2 separate regions of the Homo sapiens genome follow, and region 1 is linked to region 2. The links are chromatin loops, found by intact Hi-C in ENCODE. Cell type or tissue: CD4-positive, alpha-beta T cell. All regions are shown on one strand. Links, peaks and the distances in the headings refer to the core of each region. The heading gives the core; the rest is flanking DNA. Region 1 overlaps TARS1-DT (TARS1 divergent transcript). Region 2 holds the start of AMACR (alpha-methylacyl-CoA racemase).

Region 1 (5,382 bases), core at 263-5,262, 570 kb before region 2:
AGCAGAAGGGCAAGAGAGCTCAAGAGAGCAAAAGAGCAAGAGGGGGCCAAACTCACTTTTATAGCATGCCCACTCTCACAATAACTAACCCACTCCCAAGATAATGACATCACTCCAATCATGATGGCAGAGCTGTCACGACATAATCACCTCTTACTAGGCTCCACACCCCAACAGTTGTATTGGGGATTCAGTTTTCAACACATGAACTTTAGGGGACACAGTTAAATCATAGCAAAAGCTCTCAGCAAAGAAGAGATATGACAAAAATGAAAACAAATTGAGGAATATTATCCATAATGGTTCCAAATAAATCTAGAGTAAACCAGAGAGGGTAACCGGCTAGAGCATTCATTTCCCCAAACATAATTAACTTTTATAGCCCTTTAGAATTTGCAAAGTACTTTGTATACTTGTACTTTCATTTTATCCTCCCAACAAGTTCTGGAATCAGGTTTATTACTTCTATCACCATTTTATAGCTGAGGAACATGATTATATCACACGGGGCTCCAACAGAGAACAGAGGGCACACTCGGGTTAGAGTAATTTAAAGAGGGTTTATTTAAAACAGATGAGAAGTATAGGGAGTCAGGATCCTACAAATAGTAATTGTGGGAAATCTGTAACCACATGTAGGCCAGGCAGGGTGAGGGTAGCCAGCATTTGCTGGAACCTAGAAGGGAAGTGTTCTGTAGTTATTGCTATGAGATCAGCAGTGACCTTTGGTTGTGAAACATCAGCAGCACAAGGCAACCTCCTCCTGGGAAGAGCCAGGGGTATACATGTCCTGATTTTGTTTTCTTCCCTCCCAACTCCTGCTGAGGGTCTCACTGGCTGGAAGCAACTGGAGGCCAATGGCCCAGCAGTCCATTGGTACAGGCCACACCTTTTCCCCTTCAACATCCTCTATAGCTTTTCATCCACATGAAAAGTGTGTGCCTCCAACACAAGGGACACATGAAGTCCCTTCAGAATGTGTATCATCATGGAGTGATCTTGATTCAATCATATTCCCTCACGAGAAGTAAAAAGTTAGCCACTCCTAGTATTCTTTATATATGATACATATATAAGGAAAAGTTGGGGGAGTGGAAAAAAAAGTAACAAAAAACATAACTTCTACAGGCCATACTTCTTTCTGGTCATGAGGGCTAATTTAGCAATCATAGCACTAGCACCAGCTCCATGGATGCACAACCTGGGGAGTCACACAGGACTCAATACTTAGAAGCGCGCTCTACACTTAGTTGCTGCTCCACTGTGCCTATTAAATAGATTGAAATTAACAAGGAGCCCTACATTTTTATTTTGCATTGGGTTCTGCAAATTATGTAGCTAATATTGTATAACTCTGTTCTTCTAGCACCTATTCAAGTTACCCTTAGCCTTTGTCAGGACCTCGCTAGACTGGGTTCTTTACCTAGAAGGATAGCCCAAACCTTCCTTCCTTCCTTGTCTTTGTTGGGTTCCCAGAGTTTTCCAACAGCAGAATATTAGACAAGGAAGTACTAAAAAATGTCTCAACGAATCTCCTGGGTTCTTGACAAAACTCTCCTTTATGTAGAAGAAACCCATTTGTCCTCTTGTAATCAGGATCAATCACTCTGGCCAGAAAAACAATCCCAATTCTGCCTGTGAGTGTAGCAGTACGTGAAGCCCCACATAGGGTGTACTCTTAGGCCAGTTGATCAGAACCATGACTATGCCCCTGATAGAAGCATTCTTCCCTCAGGGATTAGTTTCTTCAAAATCATCCAGCCCAAGGTTGTAGGAACCAGAAGCAAAAATTATTCAAATGAGTAATTAAGGATTGATAATGAAGAAGACTCTTTTGCCCCAAACCCATAGAGAGATGGTTATGTACAAACTTCTATTATTTGTAACATTATTTGTAGCATATCACATAATTTTGCTTCACTTCTCAAGGCAGAGCTATTGACAGCCACTTTCCTAAAAAGTATGTAGGAGGCCAGTGTGGTGGTTCACACCTATAATCCCAGCATGAGAGGCCAAGGTGAGAGGATCATTTGAGGCCAGGAGTTTGAGACTAGCTGGGCAACAAAGCAAGACCTTGTCTCTAAAAAATAAAATAAAATAAAAAAAATAAAATAATGTAAAAAATTTTTAAAGCATGTAGGGTAGTTGGTGATATGGTTTGGCTGTGTCCCCACCCAAAATCTCATCTTGAATTGTAATCACCATAATCCCCATGTGTCAAGGGTGGGACCAGGTGTAGGTAATTGCATCACGGGGCAGTTTCCCCCATGCTGTTCTCCTGATAACGAGTGAGTCTCATGAGATCGGATGGTTTTATAAGTGTCTGACATTTCCCCTGCTGGCACTCATTTTCTCTCCTGCTGCTCTGTGAAGAGGTACCTTCTGCCATGATTGGAAATTTCCTAATGCTTCCCCAGCCATGCAGAACTGTGAGTCAATTCAACTTCTTTCCTTTATAAATTACCCAGTCTCAGGTATTTCTTCATAGCAGAGAACGGGTTAATACAGTGGGCATAAATTATAACACTGGGAGTAAATCAGAAGTTTTTTTTTGTTGGCAAATACACAAAAGTTGTATAACAGTGTTTTGTGCTTTAGGTCTGAGATGTGTTGGACGCTCCCGTGATCTTTGCTTAGCTCTAAACACATAGTGAAAGAACACCTTCCTAACACCAGAGGGCACTGTGCCACAGGGATACCTCTGCGAGGTTCCCACACTAGCAACTCATTACATTCTTCCCCTATGTTCCTGCACCACAGTCAACCTGTTAGAAATGCCTTCTGCACCTGTTGTTTCCTGACTTTTTAATGATCACCATTCTAACTGGTGTCAGATGGTATCTCATTGTGGTTTCGATTTGCATTTCTCTGATGGCAAGTGATGATGAGCATTTTTTCATGTGTCTGTTGGCTGCAAAAATGTCTTCTTTTAAGAAGTGTCTGTTCATATCCTTCGCCCATTTGTTGATGGGGTTGTTTTCTTCTTGTAAATTTGTTTGAGTTCTTTGTAGATTCTGGATATTAGCCCTTTGCCAGATGAGTAGATTGCAAAAATTTTCTCCCATTCTGTAGGTTGCCTGTTCACTCTGATGGTAGTTTCTTTTGCTGTGCAGAAGCTCTTTAGTTTAATGAGATCCCATTTGTCAATTTTGGCTTTTGTTGCCATTGCTTTTGGTGTTTTTAGACATGAAGTCCTTGCCCATGCCTATGTCCTAAATGGTATTGCCTAGGTTTTCTTCTAGGGTTTTTATGGTTTTAGGTCTAATATTTAAGTCTTTAATCCATCTTGAATTAATTGTTGTATAAGGTGTAAGGAAGGGATCCAGTTTCAGCTTTCTACATATGGCTAGCCAGTTTTCCCAGCACCATTTGTTAAATAGGAAATCCTTTCCCCATTTCTTGTTTTTGTCAGGTTTGTCAAAGATCAGGTGCTGGAGAGGACGTGGAGAAACAGGAACACTTTTATACTGCTGGTGGGACTGTAAACTAGTTCAACCATTGTGGAAGACAGTGTGGCGATTCCTCAGGGATCTAGAACTAGAAATACCATTTGACCCAGCCATCCCATTACTGGGTATATACTCAAAGGATTATAAATCATGCTGCTATAAAGACACATGCACACGTATGTTTATTGCAGCACTATTCACAATAGCAAAGACTTGGAACCAACCCAAATGTCCAACAATGATAGACTGGATTAAGAAAATATGGCACATATACACCATGGAATACTATGCAGCCATAAAAAATGATGAGTTCATGTCCTTTGTAGGGACATGGATGAAGCTGGAAACCATCATTCTCAGCAAACTATCATAAGGACAAAAAACCAAACACCGCATGTCCTCACTCATAGGTGGGAATTGAACAATGGGAACACCTGGACACTGGAAGGGGAACATCACACACCGGGGCCTGTTGTGGGGTTGGGGGACGGGGGAGGGATAGCATTAGGAGATATAACTAATGTAAATGACGAGTTAATGGGTGCAGCACACCAACATGGCACATGTATACATATGTAACAAACCTGCACGTTGTGCACATGTACCCTAGAACTTAAAGTATAATAAAAATATATTTAAAAAAAGAAACGCCTTCTGCTTTTTCTTTTTGCCATACTTAAATGAGGACTGTTTTTAAAGTTGAAAGAGAACAAAGAGTTAAGAGAAGCTGCTAGAAACAATGTTATATAGCAGTTAAATATAATTGTTAGCCTATCATTTTCTGCATCCAGCAAATTCAGGAATCTTGATCTCTCTGGTTTTCATTATACTTAGTTAAAATTAAGATACAATTCAGGCAAATGTGTCTAATGAGCATAATTAAATTGTTTTACATTAAAAGGTAAGATTAGATCCTATTGATTCTCATTCTAATTTAAATGTGGGGAGTTAGTTTGGTCTATTTAAGCCTATTAAAATTGTACATAACTCCTGGAATATCAAGCACTACTAATAATCTACTCTCATCATAAACTTTCTTCTAGATCTAGTTAGTAAAGGGGTTTTGACTTCTTTTATAATACAAATAAAGAGGTAATTTTCCAAACCTTGCTTGAAAAATTAAGCAAGTTTTGTCTCAACACTCAACATTTATTGAACATCTGCTGTGCGATAGGTTTACATCTTCCAGATGCTGGCAAAAATACACAAAGTGTGCTTTCGTGAAGTTTTCAATCAAGGAGATAAAATATATTTTAAAAAAACTATAAACTTGCAAGGTAGGAGAAGAGCTTAAGCTCAGGAGTTTGAGACAAGTCTGGGTAACATAGTGAGACCTCATGTCTACTAAAAATTAAAAAATATATATATTAGCCGAGCGTGGTGGTGTGCACCTGTAGTCCCAGCTGTTCAGGAGACTGTGGCGAGGGGATCAATTGAGCCTGGGAGATCAAGGCTGCAGTGAGCTGTGATCACACCACTGCACTCCAGCCTGGGCAACAGAGCAAGACTCTGTCTCAAAAATAAATAAATGGATAGATAGATAGAATAAAAAATAAGAAAAAATTAACTGGGTGTGGTGGTGTGTGCCTGCAGTCCTACCTACTTGGGAAGCTGAGGCAGAAGGACTGCTTGAGTACAGCAGTTTGAGTCTGTAGTGAGCTATGATTGTGCCACTGCACTCCAGCCTGGGTAATGGAGCAAGACCTCATCTCAAAGAAAAAAGAAAAGAAAAGGACTATTATTAAAATCAAGGTGTCAGCTAAAGAGCAGTTATATATATATACACACACACACACACACACACACATATGTATATGTGTATACATATATATGTAATCTGCAAATTAGGTAGCTAATATTGCATAACTCTGTTCTCCTAGCACCTTTTCAAGTTACCCTTAGCCTTTGTCAGGACCTCGCTAGACTAGATTCT
Region 2 (5,382 bases), core at 299-5,298:
ATGTGAGCATCTTAGAGGAATAATCAATCTCTCCAGCAGATAATCTAAGTGAAAGCTAGTATACATCACTTTTCCAAATCTGAGCTTAGTCAGTAAACTCATAAACAGGCTTTCCCTCAAGACAGGATCCTTGTTTTGTTGTTTTCCTCTCTAAAACCTATTCCAACCAACATTTTCAAATATTGCTAAGTTTTTACTCACTTACTTTTGGAAAAGAAAATGATTATTTATTTTGTGGTTTTAAAACAGTAAATGCACTTTCATTCTTAGCATAAAGAAATGTAAGAAAATACTTGCAGACAAGAAAAAAAAGGAATTTAATTTTTAAGTAGATGTGAAGAGACAATTCTATACCCACTTCTTTCCTCAACTTTTAAATGTGTACTCACAGAAAATCTGAAATGTCCTATAGTCAACAACACATGGTTCTTAGAATTCTGGAATCAGGCCTATCTCACATGTCGTCACAGGCAAAAACTCTAATAAAGTGATATTAGGACCTGAAAACCATGGGCTTTTTTTAGTGCTCATAGAAGTCTGAAACAATGACTCAGGCAATGATTCTCAATATGGTGGGTGGAGATTTCGGGGTCCGGGGGAGAAGTAGCTGTCAGAATCTAACTATGTCAACATTTTCAAACCACAGAGCAACCATCCGTAGTACCCAGTAAGCCTCTTAATTCCTAGCAGGGGTTTGTCTGAGAATTGACTCAACAAATGTAGTAAATAAATGATAGTAGTGGGCATGTATTAACCTTCCAACCTGTTAAGGGATGGGGTGAGGGAAGGTTGAGAATGATTGTTTCAAGACTCAAACCGATCCATTTTGAACACCCATGCTCTCTTGATTGATTCTGATAAATGTTTAAATTTTTACCTTTACAAATTATTGTTAATCAACATACCTGTAGATCTTGATGGAATAAATTAAAAGTGTAGACTAAATTTTTTTTCAACATACCTGACAAAGCCAAATAGTTGATATCGTGGCCAGCTAACCGGCAGAAGCTTCCTGACTGGCCAAATCCACTCAGCCTGGCATAAATAAGCCTTGGATTTTCCCGCTGCAGAATCTCTGGGCCCAGCTGGAGTTTCTCCATGACACCTTAAGAGAAAAGTAACGATCTTCTTAAGAGAGTATGAATTGAGGATGGAGATAATCCCTTCTCTGAGACAAACATAAAATAGCACCATTGCAAGTAATATTAATAACATTTGCTGTAGGCTAATGGCATGTTTACAGCAGTTAAGGACTCAAAGAGTGAAGCCACCATTTCTGGAATGTGTGGCTTCTTCCCAGGATGTAATTTCTCCCAGTACATCTCTGTTTCCCTCTAGGTTTATCCAAGCCTATTTATTCAATCCCCAGAGCAGGGTCTCATCCCTTTAGTAAATCCCTTTTCTCTTTTTCTATACCGCATCAGTGTTTACCACATCCCACCTTAGCTGCACTTGCTTGTACATGCATACACTTATCTTCCCTATCAGCTCATGAGCTCCTCCTGCAGAATTTACACCTGATGTTTCCACAGGCGCTAAAGTGCCTAGCATCAGTACCTTCACGAAAAAGTTTAGCACCCATCTGTAGAAAGAGTGGTTAGTGACAATAGCACCTGAGAGTTTTTAAGCTATCAACAAGTATAGTATTTATAGCACAAACCCCAGGTAACCAGCACCTGAAATTTCCTGGGATTAAAAGTAATCAAAATTACATAATAAACTCACTATCTTTACCTTCCTAAGGCTAAAATAAATCACAGAAAACCTCTAGTCATCTACCTAAACACCAGTCACAACTCCTCACCCGGAGGCTATATCCGTATTCCCAGCCGACCTTCCTCCTAATTACAAGACCTTGGACAAGCCTCCCTCATCTTAAATGGAGCATTCTTAAATTATTACATAATCTTAATTATTAAATCATTATTGTTACAAGCCTCAAATACAGCTGTGAGGGTTAAATGAGTTAACGCATTTAAATAAGCCGGCTGTGCCGTAGGCATTCATTCATTCACCATTTACCGATTTCCCACTATAGACCAGGCAATGCTTTGGATTTCTACTTGAACAAAGTTATTCTGGCAGCTGTCTGAGAATCCACTGGAGTGATACCAGCCCCAAACACCAGTTTTTAAAAGGCTGTCACACCAGTGTCAAGGCAGTTGCAGCAGGTATGGAGAGAAATAGTCCGAGTGGGCTAAGGAGCAAAATGACTGTATTGATGATCATTGAAATTGGATGTGAAAGGAAGACTGGAGTCCATGATGAAGTACAAGTTTGAGATTCAGGCATTCACTGAAATAAATAATACAGAAGGTGGAGATGCTGTTTTAGAAGGAAGAAGGAAAGGCTCATTTTGGGATTTGTGGAAGCTGCCTGGCGGGCAGCCTTGACGGCGATGCCCAGGACCTGTGTATGCCAGCGTCTGCCGCTCTGAAAGGGGGAAGTCTACAAAAAGGTGAAAATGATGGGAATGGGTAACTGGGCTTCAGGGAGCAGATGCTGAGACTTAGAACGCCAGCATTTCAGGCAGGGAGGAGCGTTAGCCTGGGCCCGTGGATGGCTTGAGGGTACAGCACTCCAAAACGGTAGCCGAATGACCGCCTATATGCAGTTTTCCAGGAAGGGAATCCTATGGCTTTCATTAGATTCTCACAGGGTTCAAGACCCTCAATTAATTAAGAAAGGCAAATACGGAACGTTTCTTAGAAAAAAAAGGAGGAATTTGGGAAGGAGTCAGAGAGGCAAAAGGAGAAACCGGGCAACAGCAGTATCTCAGAACCCAAGTTTTGGACAATCCAGTTTGGGAAGAATGATCACTAACAATACCCTAGGAGGCAAAAATCTGGAAGGCTGGGGCCGACAAGGGTTCTTGCGGCAACAGGGCAAAGGTGTGGCGGGTGCAGCCTCGATCGAACGGCCAGGCCCCTCCCCTCCGCGGGAACTTCCCGAGAGCAGCCCGCGGGGCCCGGGCTCACCGCGGCGGAAGGGCTCCAGCAGCACATCCGACCGCTTGCACAGACGCCGCAGCACGGCGGCTCCCCGCGGCTGCTTCAGGTCCAGCACTAGCGAGCGCTTGCCCCGGCCCAAGCGGCTCACGTCGTAGCGGGAGCCGGGCCGGTCCACGCGTACCACACGCGCCCCGAAGTCAGCCAGGACCATAGCACAGAACGGGCCCGGGGCCAGGCCGGACAGCTCCACGACCGAGATGCCCTGCAGTGCCATGGCGCTTCCCAGTGCCCCGCTGAAGGAAACTGAGCAGCCCTTAGCCCCAGCCCAGCAGCCTGCAAGAAGCCCTCCCAATCCCCGGCGCCACGCCCCCAGCCGCGGCGCCGCGCCCCAAAGGCACCACCCCCGTCCCTCTTTTGCGGGCCTGCGCAAGCCCGCGGAGTCTGCGCACTGGGCGCTTCCCCACCCCCGGCCTCCCGGGACCGCCAGTGCCAAATGCAGTAGGTTGCTTTCCTTTTTGTGCAACCTAAATTCCTGAGTCTTAAATTGCAGGGACTGACCTTTGGAGCTCCTGCCTGTTACCGTCCTCTCTGGACGCTTTTATTGTACCAGGGCGATCCCCAGCCCAACTGTACCATTCGAGTCCCTACTCCTGCCTTGCTCTAGGGAAATAAAATAACGTAAACACGTAAGAACAATGCGAAAGCGTTTTCTTCCCTAGGCTGCAGATTGTCTTCTTCACCGCCCCTGCTTAGCTAGCTAGCTAGCTGGGAATTTAATCCAGAAACGGCTTGCGATACCTCCTAGATGCACTCGTTTTGAGTTACAAACTCCGCGGATTACATGTCTTTTTAAAAAAGTTTAGACTACACTAGGAAAATTATTTTAGTATCAGAAGAATATCAGGGGTGTAGTACTCATCAGAGCTAAATGAGAGCGCTTTAAAAATGTTAGTTTGTCTTCCGCCATTTCTACAGAAAGCTGCAATTTCAGGTTTTCAACCTAATAGGTGATATTTAAGAAAAAAAAAAAGCAATCGCAAATAGCCCCACTGCTTTTACAAATCATTTTTTCTCTTCTAGGTATAGCCTGTCAGGTGGCCTAATGTAATTTTTGACATCTCTAGGAATTTTAATAGAACCAGAAATGGGTGCCAGAGATATGCCTGCACTAATCTTAAGTGGGGATTTATGTATTTCTCAAGCAAGTGATTAAAGCAAAACTAGGCACGATTGAAATCAAGATCTTTTAGGCAAGAAAGTCATGATGAGTTTTAGAATTATTTTAGGACTCTGTGGCTTTCTCTTCATAGAAATAGAAAAAAAAATTGTATAAAACCACAAAAGGTCCTGAATAGCCAAAGCAACACTGAACAAAAAGAACAAAGCAGGAAGCAACACACTACCAGAATTCAAATTATACTACCAAGGTGTAGTAACCAAAACAGCATTCTATTGGCATAAAATAGACACAAAGACCAATGGAACAGAATAAAGAACCCCAAAATAAATCCATATATTTACAGCCAGCTGATTATCAATAAAAACACCAAGAACATATATTAAGGACATTCTATTCAATAAGTAGTGCTGGAAAAACTGGAAATCCATATGCAGAAGAATGAAACTAGACCCCTATCCCTCACCATACACAAAAATCAACTCAGAATGGATTAAAAAACTTAAGACATACAACCCAAAACTATAAAACTACTATAAGAAAACAGATAAAACACTTCAGGACATTGACCTAGGCACAGATTTTATGACTAAGACTTCAAAAGCATAGGCAACAAAAACAAAAAATAGGCAAATGGGACTATATTAAACTAAAAATCTTCTGCACAACAGAAGAAACAACAGAATAAACAACTTATTGAATAGAAGAAAATATTTTGCAAATTATTCATCCAACAAGTGACTAATATGCAGACTATACAAGAAACTCAAACAACTCAACAGCAAAAAATGAAATAATCTCATTAAAAAGTGGGCACAGGATCTGAACAGACATTTCTCAAAAGGCATACAAATGGCCAACAGGTATATGAAAAAATGCTCAACATCACTAATCATCAGGGAAATGCAAATCAAAACCACAATGAGATATCATCTTACTTCAGTTAGACTGGCTATTATCAAAAAGACAAAAAATAACAAATGCTGGCAAAGACGCAGAGAAGAGGAACTTATATATACTGTTGGTAGGAATGTAAATTAGTTTAGCCATTATGGAAAACAGTATGGAGGTTTGTGAGAAAACTAAAAATAGAACTTCTATATGATCCAGCAGTCCCACTACTGGATATATGTCCAAAAGTATCGGGGGAACCCGCCCCCAATATTTCAACATAGGTTCTTTCTATTTTCCCTAAGTGTCGGCCAGTCTGAGAAATAAAGGGAAAGAGTACAAAGAGAAGAATTTTACAGCTGG

Evidence for each region. Hi-C counts contacts between places; a loop is a spot of excess contacts. Peaks named below come from ENCODE experiments on the same cell type or tissue, not always from the same donor. Only the 100,000 strongest peaks of a DNase experiment are listed, where the experiment ranks them.
Region 1: it touches region 2 in a loop (15-fold over the local background); 21 of 110 quality-filtered maps call a loop at or near these places.

What each region holds. Positions count from the first base shown.
Region 1 is chr5:33,433,390-33,438,771 of GRCh38, forward strand. All of the region lies in intron 1 of TARS1-DT (TARS1 divergent transcript), which reads right to left. Among named protein-coding and RNA genes, the nearest start is that of TARS1-DT, 4.6 kb to the right of the region's middle. RefSeq lists a silencer at 2,588-2,637. In CD4-positive, alpha-beta T cell, for the core only: CTCF peaks have their summits at 2,699 (motif pointing right) and 2,902; a DNase peak (open chromatin) is centred at 2,682.
Region 2 is chr5:34,004,795-34,010,176 of GRCh38, forward strand. AMACR (alpha-methylacyl-CoA racemase) reads right to left here and starts at 3,256. Exons shown (of 5, transcript NM_014324.6): 1 at 2,979-3,256; 2 at 962-1,105. The coding sequence starts at 3,225. It overlaps C1QTNF3-AMACR (C1QTNF3-AMACR readthrough (NMD candidate)), which reads right to left. Exons shown (of 9, transcript NR_037951.1): 7 at 962-1,105. RefSeq lists a silencer at 3,393-3,472. In CD4-positive, alpha-beta T cell, for the core only: no CTCF peak of the experiment used is centred there; DNase peaks (open chromatin) are centred at 2,987 and 3,337; H3K4me3 peaks cover 2,088 bases; H3K27ac peaks cover 2,321 bases.